Linked DNA regions of Mus musculus: region 1 is linked to region 2. A link is a loop called in an ENCODE intact Hi-C map of the cell type or tissue named here. Cell type or tissue: left cerebral cortex. All regions are shown on one strand.

Region 1 (8,000 bases), 77 kb before region 2:
ATTACCTTTCATTCTCTTCATAATGCCTTTTTAAAAAGTATTTATTTTATGCATGCGTTTCAATTGTGCATAACCAGAAATAACAAATAGTAAAAAATCGTAAAGTAAAAATCAAGTTAGTCCCTTTCCATTATGGTTAGCGTTGTTGTTTTGTACATGTATGTATCTTTGTGTGGTGAATACACAGCATAGCACATGTGCAGAGGTCAGAGGTCAACCTTAGATGTAGGCCTTTGTCTTCCATCCTGTTTGGGGCAGTGTCTGTATTGGTTACAGCAAGCTGGCCTACAGAGCTCTAGGATTCTCCTTTCTCCACGTCCAAGCTCTCCTTAAGAGCCCTGAGATTACACATTCAGGGCCTCGAACTCACAGAGATCCTCCTGCCCCTGGCTCAGAGTGCTGGGACTGAAGACACATGTCATGTCACCTCTTCTCTTCTCTTCTCTTCTCTTCTCTTCTCTTCTCTTCTCTTCTCTTCTCTTCTCTTCTCTTCTCTTCTCTTCTCTTCTCTTTGTGTGAGTGGGTGCTGGGACCAAACCCAGATCCTCTGCAGAGCCGTACATACTCTTAATCGCTGAGACATCCCTCCAGCCCAAAAATAACTATTTCCTGGTTGGGCATTATTCTTTATCAAGTGACTAATAAAATGTGATAGACAATCATACATTTGAAACAAAGAAAGATAAGGAAACTGCTTTTATAAATCCTGCTCATGACTCAGTTTGAAACACTATGCTGTCTTCTGAAATCTTTAATGTTTAACCTTTTACATTCAGATCAAGAGTCTTTCTCAGAATTATACACACACACACACGCGTGTGTGTGTGTGTGTGTGTGTGTGTGTGTGTGTGTAGTGGGTATCAAAAAGAAAAGTATAGTTAAGTATTATCATGTTTTATTTTAATTGATAATTACATTCAAAGTGCCTTACCAACTTGTGTTATTGCTAGCAATATATGAGTTTCCATTTTTAAAAGCAAATACCTGCTTTTATCTATTATAAAACTATCTAAATTTTGAATATGATTATTAAATAATGATTGTTTTTCTTTCCTACTTTTTTTTCTTCCTGTTGCCTATGAGTCTCTGGCTGAAGCTACATGAACTAGACACTAGTCTGGGAAGAACGGAAGACATGCAGCACTGAGTCTGTCCATTCCTGAAGCAGGAACTCAGCATCTTTCTCCTCTCCTTTACTTTAAGACAGGGTCTCACCATATTGCCTGGCTAGCTGGACTGGAACTCTCTATGTAGACCAGGCTGGCCAGGAAAAAAATGACTCCCATGTCATTATACAGTCAGATTGGTCATTCCTAAGAGACAAGAACATTACTTTCATATATTACTCTCATATCAAAATTATTGGCCTTGTTTTCCACCAAGAGGGTTTCAGTCCACTCTGCCTTATTTAACTGTACTCCACGTGTGAGCACACAAGGTCCTGAGAGGCCTATCCTAGTCTGTGACAACTGCCAGCATCTACTTCATTTTCTCCAAACAGCTAAAGCAGCTGATTCGAGAGTATTCTTAGCTTACTCATGTTTAATCTTCACGCTAAAAGTGGCTGTTTAATTATGAACAGTACATGGTTTTTATTCATGGAATTCCACATGTAAGGAAATTGTTCTTACTACATACTAAAGCCCACCTGTTTTTTGTAAATTTTCAGTTGTTCTTCAAAATGGGCACAGAAACAGTCAACCGTTTCCTTCTCACCTGCAAAGAAGCAATACAAAATCCATTTCTCCTTCCAGTGCTGAGACAGACGCGTGCCTACGCTATCATCTTTTTTTTTTTTTAAGATTTATTTATTTCATATATGTGAGTACATTGTAGCTGTCTTCACACACACCAGAAGAGGGCATCAGATCCCATTACAGATGGTTGTGAGCCACCATGTGGTTGCTGGGAATTGAACTGAGTCCTCTGAAAGAGCAGTCAGTGTTCTTAATCACTGAGCCACCTCTCCAGCCCCACCTACCCCATCTTTATTCTTACTTTCTTATTTATTTTTCAAGACAGGGTTTCTCTGTATTGCACTGGCTGCCCCAGGGCTCACCCTGTAGACCAGAGATCCGCTGGCCTCTGCCTCCTGAGTGCTAGATCAAGGGCATGCACTACTACTGCAGGGCCCATTCTTACTTTTTAATAATTCATTAACAGTTTAAATGTAAGATTGTCTAACCATCATTTTAAATTAAGATTTCTTTTTTCCAACTAGAATGAGCTAAAATATATCTGAAAGTACCAACTATGAAATTATAAATGCACACACAGGCACACACACATGCATACATGCGCATACACCCACACATACCCTACCTTTCAGTAAAGGTTTTATGTGAATTATAATAAAAAAATTAAAATGATGGTTTGATACTAAAGTTAAAATAGTCTAAGAAAATAACTCTTAAATGTTTAAAAAAAAAAAACCCTATCTCTCACTGATTTCCTGTGCACTAGTGTCTAGTTAATACACTCTCTGCTTCTACAGACACTGGCTACAGTCATTCTTTCCCAGGGTTAAATGTTCTAGAAGATAAACTTCAAAGCAAGCAGTTCAGACTCTGTGAAGTGAGGCGCTTTATCAGCCTGCTGAGAAACTGCAACATCCAGGAAAGGACCGGGTCCTGAGGCTACTTCCTCACAGTGGGAGGCATGGCTTTTGTTGTGTAGTTTTTAGTACAGGGATTGAACAGGGCTTCTAGCAGGCTGGTCAGGAAACCATACCTCAAAGTCATATCCCAGCCCTGAGAGTTATTGTTTTAAATGAGACAAATTCATACCTATCTGGCACCTGATCTTTTTTTAAGATTTATTTATTTATTACGTGTAAGTACACTGTAGCTGACTTCAGACACTCCAGAAAAGGGCATCAGATCTCGTTATGGATGGTTGTGAGTCACCATGTGGTGCTGGGATTTGAACTCATGACCTTTGGAAGAGCAGTCAGTGCTCTTACCCTCTGAGCCATCTCACCAGCCCTGGCACCTGATTTTTTAAAAATTCTCATCGAAATCTTCACTTGTAAACCAAATAGCTGGCGTGCTTACTTTTGTCTAGCCGAGGTCTTGGATTATAGCGATACCCAACCTGGCTCCAAAAGACCGGCACAGAGCCTCGAGTTTGGATAAATGACAGGGTATGATGATGAACATGGATTAACTGCTCAGTCTCCACATAATTCGCAACATTTCCATTTTTATCCACTCCTCTTCGTTTATACCGCATTCCTGAAAGAAAATTAAACAGAATGCAGTGACAGTTATTAAAAAAACATTCAGCGTGGCTTGGTACTGGAACACACACTTAATATTTCAATGTTCTGCAGGCTGCGGCAAGAGAATAGAAAGTTCGAGGCCAGCCTGGGCTACATAGCAAAACTCTCAACAAATCTGTCTGATTAGATTGTGCTTCTTAATTACCTATCTACAGGAAAACCTGGGAAGCCCACACACCGAGAGGTAAACAACAACAACAACAACATACCAAGACCACGGCTGTACCCAGCACTGCTAAGTTGAATCCTTTGAATGAAAGGTAACGGTTTTCCCAAAGGGGCTAGTTAGCACTCTGAAAGGATTTATCACTGTGACACAGGCTTTTAGTTGGAACACTGTCCTCAGACACATCCCAAGTGACTTCCTTATCGTCTATGTGCATGCAGCCTGCTCTGTTTGACTTGCTAAGTCTGCCCTGTTCCTCCACTGCAGAAATCCGTCTCTAATTGTATCCCAGCCTTTGGAGTTCCGAGCTAACAGTGCTTTCAAGGCCATGATTGTCATTTGCATTTCCACACATCTGCAGCTCCTCCACTCCTGCCTGCATTTCATTTGCATGCTCTTACTTACCTGCTCTGTGCCTACTTCTTCGAGATATAAGAGCCACTAGAAATCGTGGGTGAATGTCATCTACACAAGTGGAGTCCTGAGGGGGCGTCTCTGGGCTGCTCTTGTCATCATCCGAGGACTCATTGTAATTAACCACAAGTTCTTCAATCTGCACAAAACCCTGGATAATGGGGATGATCCAGAAGTCCACATCCGGAGTCTAGGATGGGAACAAACATCGTTGTTTATATTCTGCACAGCACTGCTACTTACTTAAATCCAAATGACTGAGCAGAGCCTCCAGTCAGCCTGCCACAAGCACAGGCCCTTTCTCAACCTCATGTTCTACTCACAGGACGGCAGGGGAGGACGAGGCCTTCCCTTTCCTTTACAATGACTTTCTCCTGACAGGGAACATGCCCGAGCACCAAGCTGTTCCACACAAACTCAAACTCCACCACCTGACAGAGTGCTCGCTTACCTATGTCTCGATGTCCTCTGTGGAATGGGACTACTGGGGCCTCCTAAGGCTGTATATAAGCATGTGTAAAGTAAAGTGCACTGCCTGCCAACAAGTAGTTAACCACGGAGCTCTGATAGCTGTTCCTTTAGATATAGGAAGGCAAAGCTTTAAAGCTGAGTTCCAAAGTTCACTTGCATTAGCCCATAACAAAATGCAATCTGTCCCGATCCATCCATTACAAAACAGTTCACTACTCAAAAATAATAAAGAAACCCACTTATTATGTAGCTGTGCCCGCCTGTCTGTGTCTGCACCATGCATATGGTGCTGCGAAGGCCAGAAGAGGGCGTCAGATCCCCAGAAACTGGGGTTACTGGGGATGGTGCTGAGAACCAAACCTAGACCCTCTCCAAGAGCACCGGATGCTTGTACCTGCTGAACCATCTCTCCAGCCCCCTTTTTCTTTGGGCAGAGCTTCACTCTGCAGCTCAGACAGGCTTGGAATGTTAGGTAGGGGCCTTGCCTCAGCCCCCAGGTACCGGCTGGCAGGTACATGCTACCTCCACCCCCACATACTGGGCGGCGGGCACACACTAGCATGCCCAGTTCTGTTGCTGTCATTTGTAGGGATGCCATGGAAGCATTCTGCAGCTGAGCTCTGCCTCAGCTCAGCTCCACTTCACAACCTGCTTTAGAGAAACACTTTCTTCACCAGCCTAAAATTCAAATAGTAAATGAACAGCAGAGAGGATTTCCATAAATGTCTCATTTTAAAATGTCATCTAACTAATTAGGAGAGCCCTATTCAGAGAGTCTTCTGTTCTTCTAAACGAAACACATTAAGAATTTAAAGCAGGCACTTGGAGGAGGAAACATGGTAGGAAGTTCAGTGTCATCTTTAGCTACGTATTAAGTTTGAAAATGGACTGGACTAGATCAGGTCCTGTTGCAAAAGCAGCAGAGTAAGACTGAGGAGAGGCTCCGTCTAAAGCACTTCTGTGTTAACGTCAAGCCAGGCATGGGACATGCGCTTTGTGACCTAGTGCTGGGGAGGTGGAGGGAGGTGGATCCCTGGGGCTCATTGCTTGCCTAGCCTAGCCTACTTGGTGAGCTCCAAGCCAGTGAGAGAACTTGTCTCTACATAAACCAGGCACCTGAGAAACGACATCTGAAGTCGCTTTCTGACATCCACAGACACACGCACACACTTTGCTCTGAGACAGGGTCTTCTTGTGTGGTCCAGATTGTCCTGTCTCAATTTCTGGAGTGTGGGATTATAGACGTGTGCTATCACACCCCTCTTCAACATCAGTTCCAAATCCACCTGTCCTCTGTGCTGTGCACTGTGGGTCCCACCTAGTCCTCTGTGCTGTGCACTATGGGTCCCACCCAGTCCTCTGTGCTGTGCACTATGGGTCCCACTCTGTCCTCTGTTCTCTGCACTGTTGGTCCTACTCATTTCCGGGCTTAGTTTCACTTGGTGTTTTCTCTGTAACTCAGACCTTCAGAAGGATGGCGATGGCAACAATGAGGTAAAGGCTTAGCCTACAGTCTTCATTTTACTACTATTCTCACTACTTATACTTTAGCTTTTCACAGTAATGTGAAAGTGTCTGACAAAGCTCACCAAACACTGGAATTCCACATTGTCATCATAAAAACAAATACTCATTATCAACGCCCTTACTTGTCTCCTGTCACTGAGTTTGAGGGTCACTTACTGCATGATCAGTATCAGAAAGCTAAGAACGCCCTATGCCTCAACCTCACAGTAGGTGTCTGGCTGAAAATGCACTAGTTAAGATTTCAGTAACTGCTATGAACCATCAGTAAAGGAGAAATGGGGAAAGAAAAATAGCTGAAAGGCTAAGGAAGCTAACAGATGACCCCATTCCGTTATTTTTGTCTCGTGTTCAGTGTCTAAAGCACACAGCAAACAGAGCCCTCAGCCATAATTCTCCAACATGCGTAATAGGACCTGATGGCTAATCTTCAGTCAACTTGACTGGACTCAGAATCACCTAGAATAAGAGTCAGACCTCTGGGTGCATCTTTGTGTCTGTTTCTAGAACTAACTGTAAAGAAAAGACGTACCCAGGTGGTATCATCCATCGTCTGAGGCCCAGACAGCATAAAGGGGGAAGTGAACATCCGTATCTCTGTCTCCCTACTGCCTGGCCCACCACGGCAAAACGCTTCCCCCCCCCCCCACCCACGATGATGTGTTGAAATCACCAGCCATAATAAAACTCTTCTCTGCTCAACCCGCCCATCTCAGACACCATTATCTCAGTGACAAGAAGTCACTGTACTCAAGTACTTCTGACAGAAGTGGAAAGCAGAAAGTAACCACCCTTCCAGAACGAGGCAGGCAAGATGGCTCAGAGGGCAAACGCAGCTGCCGAGGAATCTGACAACCTGACTTCAATCCCTGCAGGCCATGGGGAGGAGACCCAACTCCAAATGTTGTCCTCTGACCTCACCACATGCACGTGTGCGTGCACACACTAATAAATACAATGTAAAAACAAAACCAGAGAGAACTCCATGCAGTCATGCCATCACACCACCACACCCTGCAGTTTGTAACCACTGTAATACTGGCCAAACCCCAGCAGAGAAACCAAAATGGTATCACTACAGAAAGCTAGGCTCCTGCATTCCCAATGGAGTCCCTTTTCAGGCACTCTATGGGCATCACTGGGTCCTACTACTCACTACGTACAGCACTGAGATCTGCTTACTACTGCCCCCACTTCTGTTTTTTTCTGAAGGTGGATGGAGTTGAACATATTTACAGAGCCCAGAGGACCTGACGCTTGTGACATGTGACACATCTCTTACAGGTGTATGACATCACATTCATTGAACAGAGTGCTGAGGAGACTGGCCATGGGCTATAAACCACCTGAAGGCACCGCCTTCATCTCCTTAGTTAAATGAGTCTCCTCTGCAGGAGAAGCTCCTAACAAAATCTCAGAATTCACCCAAATCAAGCGACCTCTGCATAACAATGGCAACAACAGTGTTTTAGAAGCGTCTACTCACACCAATCTCAGTGAGAGCTTGGATCATGTACTTATTCCAGAAAAATCGGTCATCAACCTAGAAAGGCAGAGAAAAAGATCAGCTCAGGGACACTTTAATTTCCTACAAAAGGCAAACAGGCACTGGTCAGGAGCCATCACCGCTCCGCCTTGTGGGTATACCTTCTGCCACAGGGGACGGCCATCCCTCTCCCCAGTGCTCTGTCTCTGCACCGAGTTGGTCAGGTCATAGGTCAAGCTATAATAGAAGGACTCTGAGTCCATGAACATCTTCAGCAACTCCTCAAGCAAACGCCGCTCCAGTTTCTCCTTTTCTTTACTTTCTTTAACCTGTAAGAAGTCAATCTGTAAGTCAGGAGTCAAACGATAAATTAATAGGTAAAGCAAGCCTTCAAGTTAGGACAATCCCCAAACACAGGACTGTCTTCTGATATACAAAAAAGAAAAAGAAAAAAAAAAAAGCTTCCAGATGGATTTATTTACCCTCAACTTATGGCTAATCGATGATGGATTCAAAGCCCACGTCAATCAAAGTCTTACTTTCTTTTTGTTGGGAGCAGACACGTTGGATTTGATATTTGTAAATGTCTTCAGTAGAAACTTGGAGTCGTCAGGAGATGGTATAATCTTCTCAGGCTTGTTAATTCCAAAATGATGCTT
Region 2 (8,000 bases):
CATACTTCATTTAACAAGAACAGTTAGCCAGAATGGGAACTACCAAAGCGAAACAGCAAGGTTAGTACATTTAGAGACTTTCCCAGAACTTTGATGGCTTCCCAGGGCTTTGATGGATTAGGTGTTTGTTCTCATTTGGCTGGTGGGGCTGTCTGTGTGCTGAGTTTTACAGCCTGAATGGTACCTGCATCATGGCTTCAGTTATGCTAAGGTCTAGAGGTCTCCTAAGGTCTGGAGCCCTGTTATAATTTTATTTTAAATATATAGGTGTTTTGTCTTCATGTATGTCTATGAACCATATGTATCCCTGGAACCCTTGAAGCCAGAAGAGGAGGTCAGATCTCATAGAACTGAAGTTACAAATGTTTGTAAGCGCTGTCTTTTTAGTTAGGGTTACTGTTGTTGTGAGGAACCACCATGACCACGAGCAACTTTGAGAGGAAAGGGTTTATTTGGCTTATGCTTCAGCATCACTGTTCATCATTGAAAGCAGTCAGGACAGGAACTCAAACAGGACCTGGAGGCAGGAACCTCATGATGCAGAGGCCATTGAGAGGGGTGGCTTACTGGCTTGCTCCTCATGGCTTGCTCAGCTTGCTTTCTTGTAGAACCCAGGACTAAGCCAGGTGTTGTAGTACCTGCCTTTAATCCCAGCACTCCGGAGGCAGAAGCAGGTGGATCTCTGAGTTTGAGGCCAGCCAGGTCTACATAGTGAGTTCCAGGACACCCAAAGAAAGCTTGTCAGGAAAAGCAAAATAAAACAAACAAACAAACAGAACTACCCAGAACTATCTGCCCAAGGGTGGCCCCATCTACAGTGGACTGGGCCCTCTCACATGAGTCAGTAGTTAAGAAAATACCCTACAAATTTGCCAACACCCCAAGCTTATAAAGGGAGTTTTCTAAACTGACGTTCTGTCCCCTCTAATGTCTCTAGCTTGTGCCAAGTTGGCATAAAACTAGCCAGTCCAGTCACCATGTGGTGCTAGGAATCAAACCCAGGAAAATCAGCTAGTGCCTCTGCCCCCATTTTAAGGACCTATAATATTGGCTGTACTGGGGGTTAGGAATTTAGCTCAGTGGTAGAGCACTTTGCCTAGCAAATACAAGGCTATGGGTTCAAACTTTTTTTTTTTTTGTAAGCCAGGCAGTGGTGCTTTTAATTAATTAATGCTTTTTAAATTTTTTTAATTAATTAATGCTTTTAATCCCAGCACTTGGAAGGCAGAGGCAGATGGATCATAGAATTCAAGGCCAGCCTAGTCTTCAGAGGAAGTTCCAGAATAGCCAGGGGCTACAGAGAAACCCTATTATCTTGAAAAACAATAACAAAAACCCCAAACAAAACAAAGATTAAATAAACACAGCTTCCCTAGTTAAGTCCATTTGTGTATACCATTCCCCCAACACACACAAAGACGTTTATCACCTAAGGCTCTAGAACCTTTTGCCTCTGCAGACAAGAAATTCCAGGACAAGCTCTTTGTATTCATTCCTCATCCTGCTTGAGAGCTACAGCCCCTTCTAAGCTGTACGCCTGGCTTTTAAATGGAATAGATGGAGCAGAGTTCCCCGGTTTCTCAGCTCCAGCAGTTGCACGGTTTTTAATGTCTCCACTGACTGTAATTCTCACATAACTGATGGCCTGTCAGGGCCTGTACCGTCACAAGTCAATAACAACTGTCCAAATGCCTTCTGCTGGATCGTTGTGGTTGAGGTTGGTTTTTTTTTTTTTTGTTTTTGTTTTTCAACAATACTTTGCAGTGCCTCAGTAAGCAGCAGGGGAGGAATGACTCTGGGTAGGAGGGTCTGCATATCCTTGGAAAAGCGGCTGGGCGGATTGATTTTGAACCTGTTGTCTCTTCTGCTTTAAGAAAATAATAGCATTGTATATATAGTGCGTGGACATCTTGTGAGAGTACCACTTAGAAGCAAAGAGCTACGAGGCCCCGGCTTTCCGATTTCTATTCCGTTCTTTTCCCAGTGATTTGACAGCAATCCTTCATTGAGTCTGACGGGAGGGCGGGCGCTGGGCGCTCGGCGGGCGGGCGCTCGGGCAGGAGGGCGCTGAAGCAGTTGGGGTGGGATAACTCCGTGCTGGTGTGGGGGTGTTCGCTTGGCTCTGACCATGATCAAAGACTTGGGGGTGGGGTGCTGAGGGGGAAGGGCAAGAACAAACTGTGACTTGCCAAATTTCCAAGATGGTATTTTTAACTATGAGAGGAAACCAGGGAGCAGCTGAATAGAAAAACATGGCCTTTCTTTCTTTCATTTTTTTTTTTTTCTGAGACAAGCTCTCACTATGTAGTCTTGGCTGGCCTGGAACTCACTATGTAGAGCAGGCCGACCTAATCCATAGAGATCCGCCTGCATCTACCTCCACAGAGCCCATTATACATAATTAAAAATAATTCTTTAAAAATGAATATAATTTAAAATTCTTCAATCCTATAAAGTCCTGTGTATGATTTTTCAATTTTTATTTCATTTTTCCCCCCTTGTTAAGCATTGTCTTTTTGTAACACAATACTTACATGGGCCTCTTCTTGCAGGGGAGTGGGGGGCACTAAGGTTTCTCTTCTAGCTTCTTTTCCTGCTGTCTTGTAAAATCTAACCAAGCCACTGAGGGCTACTTCTTCTGGTAGGGCCTGACCTCTTTAGTGGGTGGGAAATCAGTTCTTTCTGCAGGGAGAGGGAAAGGCCGGGCGGGGTGCTTGGCCCTTAACCGAGCCACTCTTGTCTTCAGCCCAGACATGTCTAGGGAAGGATCGGTGAGGTCTCAAGAAAGGTATTAACAAAATGTGAACCGTAAACTATTCAATTTGGGGAGTTTATATTAACAACTGCAGACCAGTGTCTGGACTTTCCCTCCCCTGTGATTTTCTGACTGGAGCTCGGGCTTAGTTCACAGAGGAACAGCTACTTCAGGGGTTTTGTTGGCTCTCTTCTGTCTTTTGATGTTTTGTTTATTTTTCTTTGCAGGAGCTGGGAGCTGTCTGCAGAGGTGGACACGCTGCTGCTCAGAATCAATCCCCCAGAGCTTCACCCACCCTTGTTTACCGCTGAGCCTTTCTCTTTGGAGCAAATTACTTTCCGTCCTGCAGGGGAGGAGTGGAGGCCTGGAGCTGGATGTGGGGGGAGGAAGGGAGAGGGGCAGCTGAGGTAAACCCATCAGCTAGCTGAGTCCTCCTCTCCATCCTCCCCCAGCCCTCCTCAGCCTCCTGGATAAGCAGCTGTGCTTATCAACTCTGGTTCTCTCTGTCAGTGCTGCCACCTGAGTCCTAGCCCATCTCTCTCCTCTCTCTCTCTCTCTCTCTCTCTCTCTCTCTCTCTCTCTCCTGTTAACCAGCCAGATGCACCCAGACAAATGTTCAGTCTTTCCAAGGTCAGTTTCTCCTATAGAAATTGGGGATAAATTATAGTGCACACACACACACACACACACACACACACACACACACACACACACACGCACGGTCCTTATTGGGAATAAATGAAATAAATTCTTTGAAAAACTACCTAAACTGTAATGTTACTAAAATGTAATTCTATGGCTGCTGACAGTTCTTTCTTTCTTTCTAAACCAAGACAAGGGTCTGATGTAGCTCAGGCTGGCCTCCAACTTGAAGATGCCCTCATATTTCTGATCCTCCTGCTTATGCCTCCTGTTGCTGGGATTATAGATGTGCACCGCATACCTGAACCCCCGTCTTCAAGTGTGGGAGCTTGGTAGACAAGAACTCTACCAACACAGCAATATGCTGGGTCCTCAATAAACATATTTTTCAAGGAGAAAAATTTAATCTTATGGTTTTCTTTTTGTTGGGGGCTCGGGGGAATTCGAGACAAGAGTTTCTCTGTGTAGCTCTGGCTGACCTAGAACTCACTCTGTAGAAGGAAATTGCAGACCCACATGCATCTGCCTCCAGAGTGCTGGCATTAAAGGCATCTGCCATCACCAGCATTGTGTTTGTTTTGTTCTTATTGTTTGTTTGTTTGTTTGTTTATGTTCGTTGGTGTTTTTCTTGCATGGGGTGTCAGAGCCCTGGAACTGGAGTTATAGACAGTTGCAAGCTGCCATATGGATGCTGGTAATTGAACCTGGGTCCTCTGGAAGAGCACCCAGTGTTTTTAACCACTGAGCCATCCTATAGTTTCTTAAAATCGACTTTTTGCAGGACTGGAGAGATGGCTCAGAGGCTAAGAGGGTAACACTGCTCTTTCAGAGGACCTGAATTTGACTCCTAGCGCTGAAGTCAGGCAGCGCATAATCACCTGTAACTCTAGTTCCAGAGCATCTGACCTCCTCTGCTGGCCTCAGAGGGCACCTGCACTCAGGTGGCACACGTGCACACACACATACATACACACAAATAGAAATGGGCAGAGGAGGAAGTCGATCTCTGTAAATCCCCAGGTCAGCCTGGTCTGTTCAGAGCTCCAGACCAGGCAGGCCTACATAGTTAGATCTTGTCTTCAATATATATAATGTATAACATTTCTCCTTTGAGACTCATCCTCTGAGAGATCCCTAACATTTTTAACTATGAACAGAAATACCCCAGGAAAAGCCTGTCTATGTTGAAGGTCTTACTAGACTGATTAATTAAAATTTTGGTGATTATAGTAAACTGGAATGTCAAGTAGGAGTCATATTATCTAGGGCCCTCTATTCTGCCTCATTAGACACAATTCACTGCCTACTGTATTCCACCTAGCATCCATCCTTGTGATTTTTTTTTTTTTTTTTTAAGATTTATTTATTATATGTAAGTACACTGAAGCTGTCTTCAGACACTCCAGAAGAGGGCGCCAGATCTCGTTACGGATGGTTGTGAGCCACCATGTGGTTGCTGGGATTTGAACTCCTGACCTTCGGAAGAGCAGTCGGGTGCTCTTACCCACTGAGCCATCTCACCAGCCCCCCATCCTTGTGATTAATGGGTATATATATGCACATAGGCACATAGATGTGTATATATGACTCAAATGTGTCAGTTCAAAATGCATCATTGGGAAATAAGAAGAGTGGACTTTGACATGCATCTGTCAGGAGTATCGTCAGAGTCTTGACTCCCAGAGTATATATGCCCTGTGGATACCAAAGCTTAAGGTTTGAGATATCTCCATTTCATCCAAAAATTCTGATTCTGTGGTTATTATTTTGTATTATTTCTAAACTCCCTTCCCATTTAAAAGAGTTGAGTACCAGACACCTAGTCCCAGCATGTGCGTGAGAGAATTTTCTGTTCTTTTATCCCCTCGAAGGCTTTGTGCCTGCTCGTTGTCTTTAATCATTGTCCTCTATCCCTCCCCGTTCTGTGAGTTTAGACTTGCCCTGCAGTTCTTTAATGCACTAATAATTATATAGCTGGGTGTATACATACACATACACACACACACACACACACACACACACACACACACACAGAGTTCTATTAGAAGATAAATTTAGAGATTGGAAACAGTGTTCCAGGATGGCAGCCCTCATCCCAGTGACTCAGACAGAGCTATTTCCGGTTCGTGTGGAGCCCTGATAGTGAAAATAGAGCTATGAAGATCTTTTGATTCAATAAATCTAGGGTTATAGATTCCCCATGGGTGGATTAAAGAGCATCAGTAGGAAGAAAGTGTTTTCATATGTGATGTTAGACTAGGTTGCCTTAGGAAGAAATAGAATACTCAGTAACAAGGTGAGCTTGTCCTTGGGTGCTTTGGGAGCCACAGCTGTGCCAGGACAAAGCCCTGCTTGGAAGCAGCATGGTACCATTGTCCTTCTCCAACAGTGGGAGTCCAACGTCACTCTGCCCATCCCTGGGGCAGAGTTAAATGGTAGAGAAGCATGATAAGCAGTTAAAAATGATAGGAGAGCTGGCAAGTTGGCTCAGCAGGTGAAGCGCTTGCCTTGCAAACCTGGAGACTCCAGTTCACTCCCCTGGGGCTCACACAAAGGTGGAAAACAAGAACCATGTCTGCAAACTTGTCCTCCGAACTCTCCATGCTCACCCATATACACACTAACACACACACACACACACACACACACACAAACAATTTTAAATAATAACATAAAGATTGCAGGATATTTGGGGAAATAAAGATCTGGTCTCAACCTATGGGAAAGGGTGGCTTTTCTAAGGTAGGGATTGGGAAACGTTGAGAGGGGAATTAAAGAAGGGTAGCAAGTAGAACCCAGGTGATCCGTTGTTCCCATTCAGTATGTCCCAAAAACCTAAACTGAGACCAGTCTCCAATACCGCTCTATCAACATATGAGCAAAAGAACCATTAGACGAAGGTACTGTGCCAAGTCCCATTACTGAGTGTTTTAAGTTGCTTATCTAATCTTTCAGTAGAGGTATCATGAAAACCTCTGTAGTCAAGTGAACCTTTATCATCCTCAAGGATATGAAGACTCCAGGTGGCTGTGATGCCTATCAACTCATCACAATTTAGAGTCACCAGAGAAAAAAGTCCTAATAAGGAGTTGTCTGGATCAGGCTGGCCTGTGGGCATATCTGGAGAGAATTGCCTTATTAGTCGATGTGGGATGATCCAGCCTGGAAGTGAGCGACACCATTCCCTAGTTTGAGGCAGTTTGACTGCCTCAGAGTAGAGAAAGCTGGCTGAGCACTAAACATGCATGCATTCATTTTTCTCTGCTCTTGCCTGTGAATATGATTCTGTTACAGGGAGCCAGCCCACCACGGCTGACCACTCAGACACAGCTTTTAGCAATAGAAAATCTGGCAGGGACCACATTGTGGCTGTGAGCATCCAGTAAAGGCAGAGCTCATGCCCAGGCATTTTGCTCAGCAGCTTCGGGGGTGGGGGTGGAGTTGGGGGTGTGTGTGTTCACAGAGTAAGTAGTTTGAAGCAGGAGGTTTTAACTGAAGTTAAGATAAGCAGTTGCGGGGAGCTAAGAATCTGTATAAACAGGCAGCTAAGATGAATGGTTAGCTGGAGGAGGTTCTGCACAAACAAAGCAGTTTTAACAAAGGCTAAGAAAAGTTATCTAGGACATCCTGACCTTTGGTTCCTAGAATTGGAATTCTCCCTCAAGGAGACCAAATTCTAGTTAAACCTGGAGCTGGCCTCAGCAAGAATACAAGATGGAGGAACCCCTGTACTGTCTTGTCTCATCACCATGTGACTAGCTGCTTCGAGTTCCTGCCTTGACTTTTCTGTAATGATGAGTTGTAATCTGGAATTATTATCAAAATAATTCCATTCTCCCCTCATTTGATTTTCCTCGGGCATTTTATCATGGCAGCAAAAATGAAACTGGGATAGTTACCATAGTAGAAAAGAGTCTTTGTAGATGTGATTAGATATTGTAATGGCTATTCCTGGTTGTCAACTTAACTATATCTGGAATGAACTACCATCTAGAATTGGAAGGCTCACCTGTGATCCAGATCTTGAGGCTTGGAGATACAAGTTTCTGACCTGGTTCTTGGCATGGAGATCTTGAGGCATGGTGGCTATGAATCCCAGGAGACTAAGGCAAGGAGATCTGAGTTCAAGGCCAGCCTGGGACAAAACAAGTCCCAGATCCAGGTTTGGTGGTACACACCTTTAATCTGGGCCACACCTTCTGCTGGAGACCTACATAGACATTGGAAGAAGGAAGATTCACTCTTCTTTGCCTGCTTGCCTTGTGGGTCTAAGCAACTACTAGATTCTTGGACTTCCCATTCACAGCTGACCATTACTGGGGAGCTGGACTACAGACTATATGTAAGCCATCATAAAAATTTCCTTACTATATAGAGTACCCATAAGTTCTGTGACTCTAGAAAATATACAAATATCGTATCCTGTATCGTCCAGGTGATATTACATCGAGCCACATGCATCCATATAAGAAAAGCAGAAGGACACTTAACACAGAGAGAAAGTTTGTACAGACAGAAGATGTGGGCCTGAAAACAGACATGGTATGGCCACAAAACAAGGGAAACTGACCATCAGCAGAGCTGGAGAAGGCAAGAACTGACT

What was found. Peaks named below come from ENCODE experiments on the same cell type or tissue, not always from the same donor. Only the 100,000 strongest peaks of a DNase experiment are listed, where the experiment ranks them.
Region 1: it touches region 2 in a loop (4-fold over the local background); 6 of 42 quality-filtered maps call a loop at or near these places.

What each region holds. Positions count from the first base shown.
Region 1 is chr7:128,663,647-128,671,646 of GRCm38, reverse strand. Inpp5f (inositol polyphosphate-5-phosphatase F) reads right to left here. Exons shown (of 20, transcript NM_178641.5): 4 at 7,881-8,000; 5 at 7,503-7,670; 6 at 7,342-7,398; 7 at 3,852-4,050; 8 at 3,054-3,233; 9 at 1,649-1,716. Among named protein-coding and RNA genes, the nearest start is that of Inpp5f, 56 kb to the right of the region's middle. In left cerebral cortex, CTCF peaks have their summits at 1,859 (motif pointing right) and 4,636 (motif pointing right); DNase peaks (open chromatin) are centred at 3,907, 5,008 and 5,164; H3K27ac peaks cover 196 bases.
Region 2 is chr7:128,586,642-128,594,641 of GRCm38, reverse strand. No RefSeq gene overlaps it. Among named protein-coding and RNA genes, the nearest start is that of Inpp5f, 21 kb to the left of the region's middle. In left cerebral cortex, CTCF peaks have their summits at 3,072, 4,690 and 4,891; DNase peaks (open chromatin) are centred at 2,131, 3,098, 5,521, 6,752 and 1 more place; H3K27ac peaks cover 2,451 bases.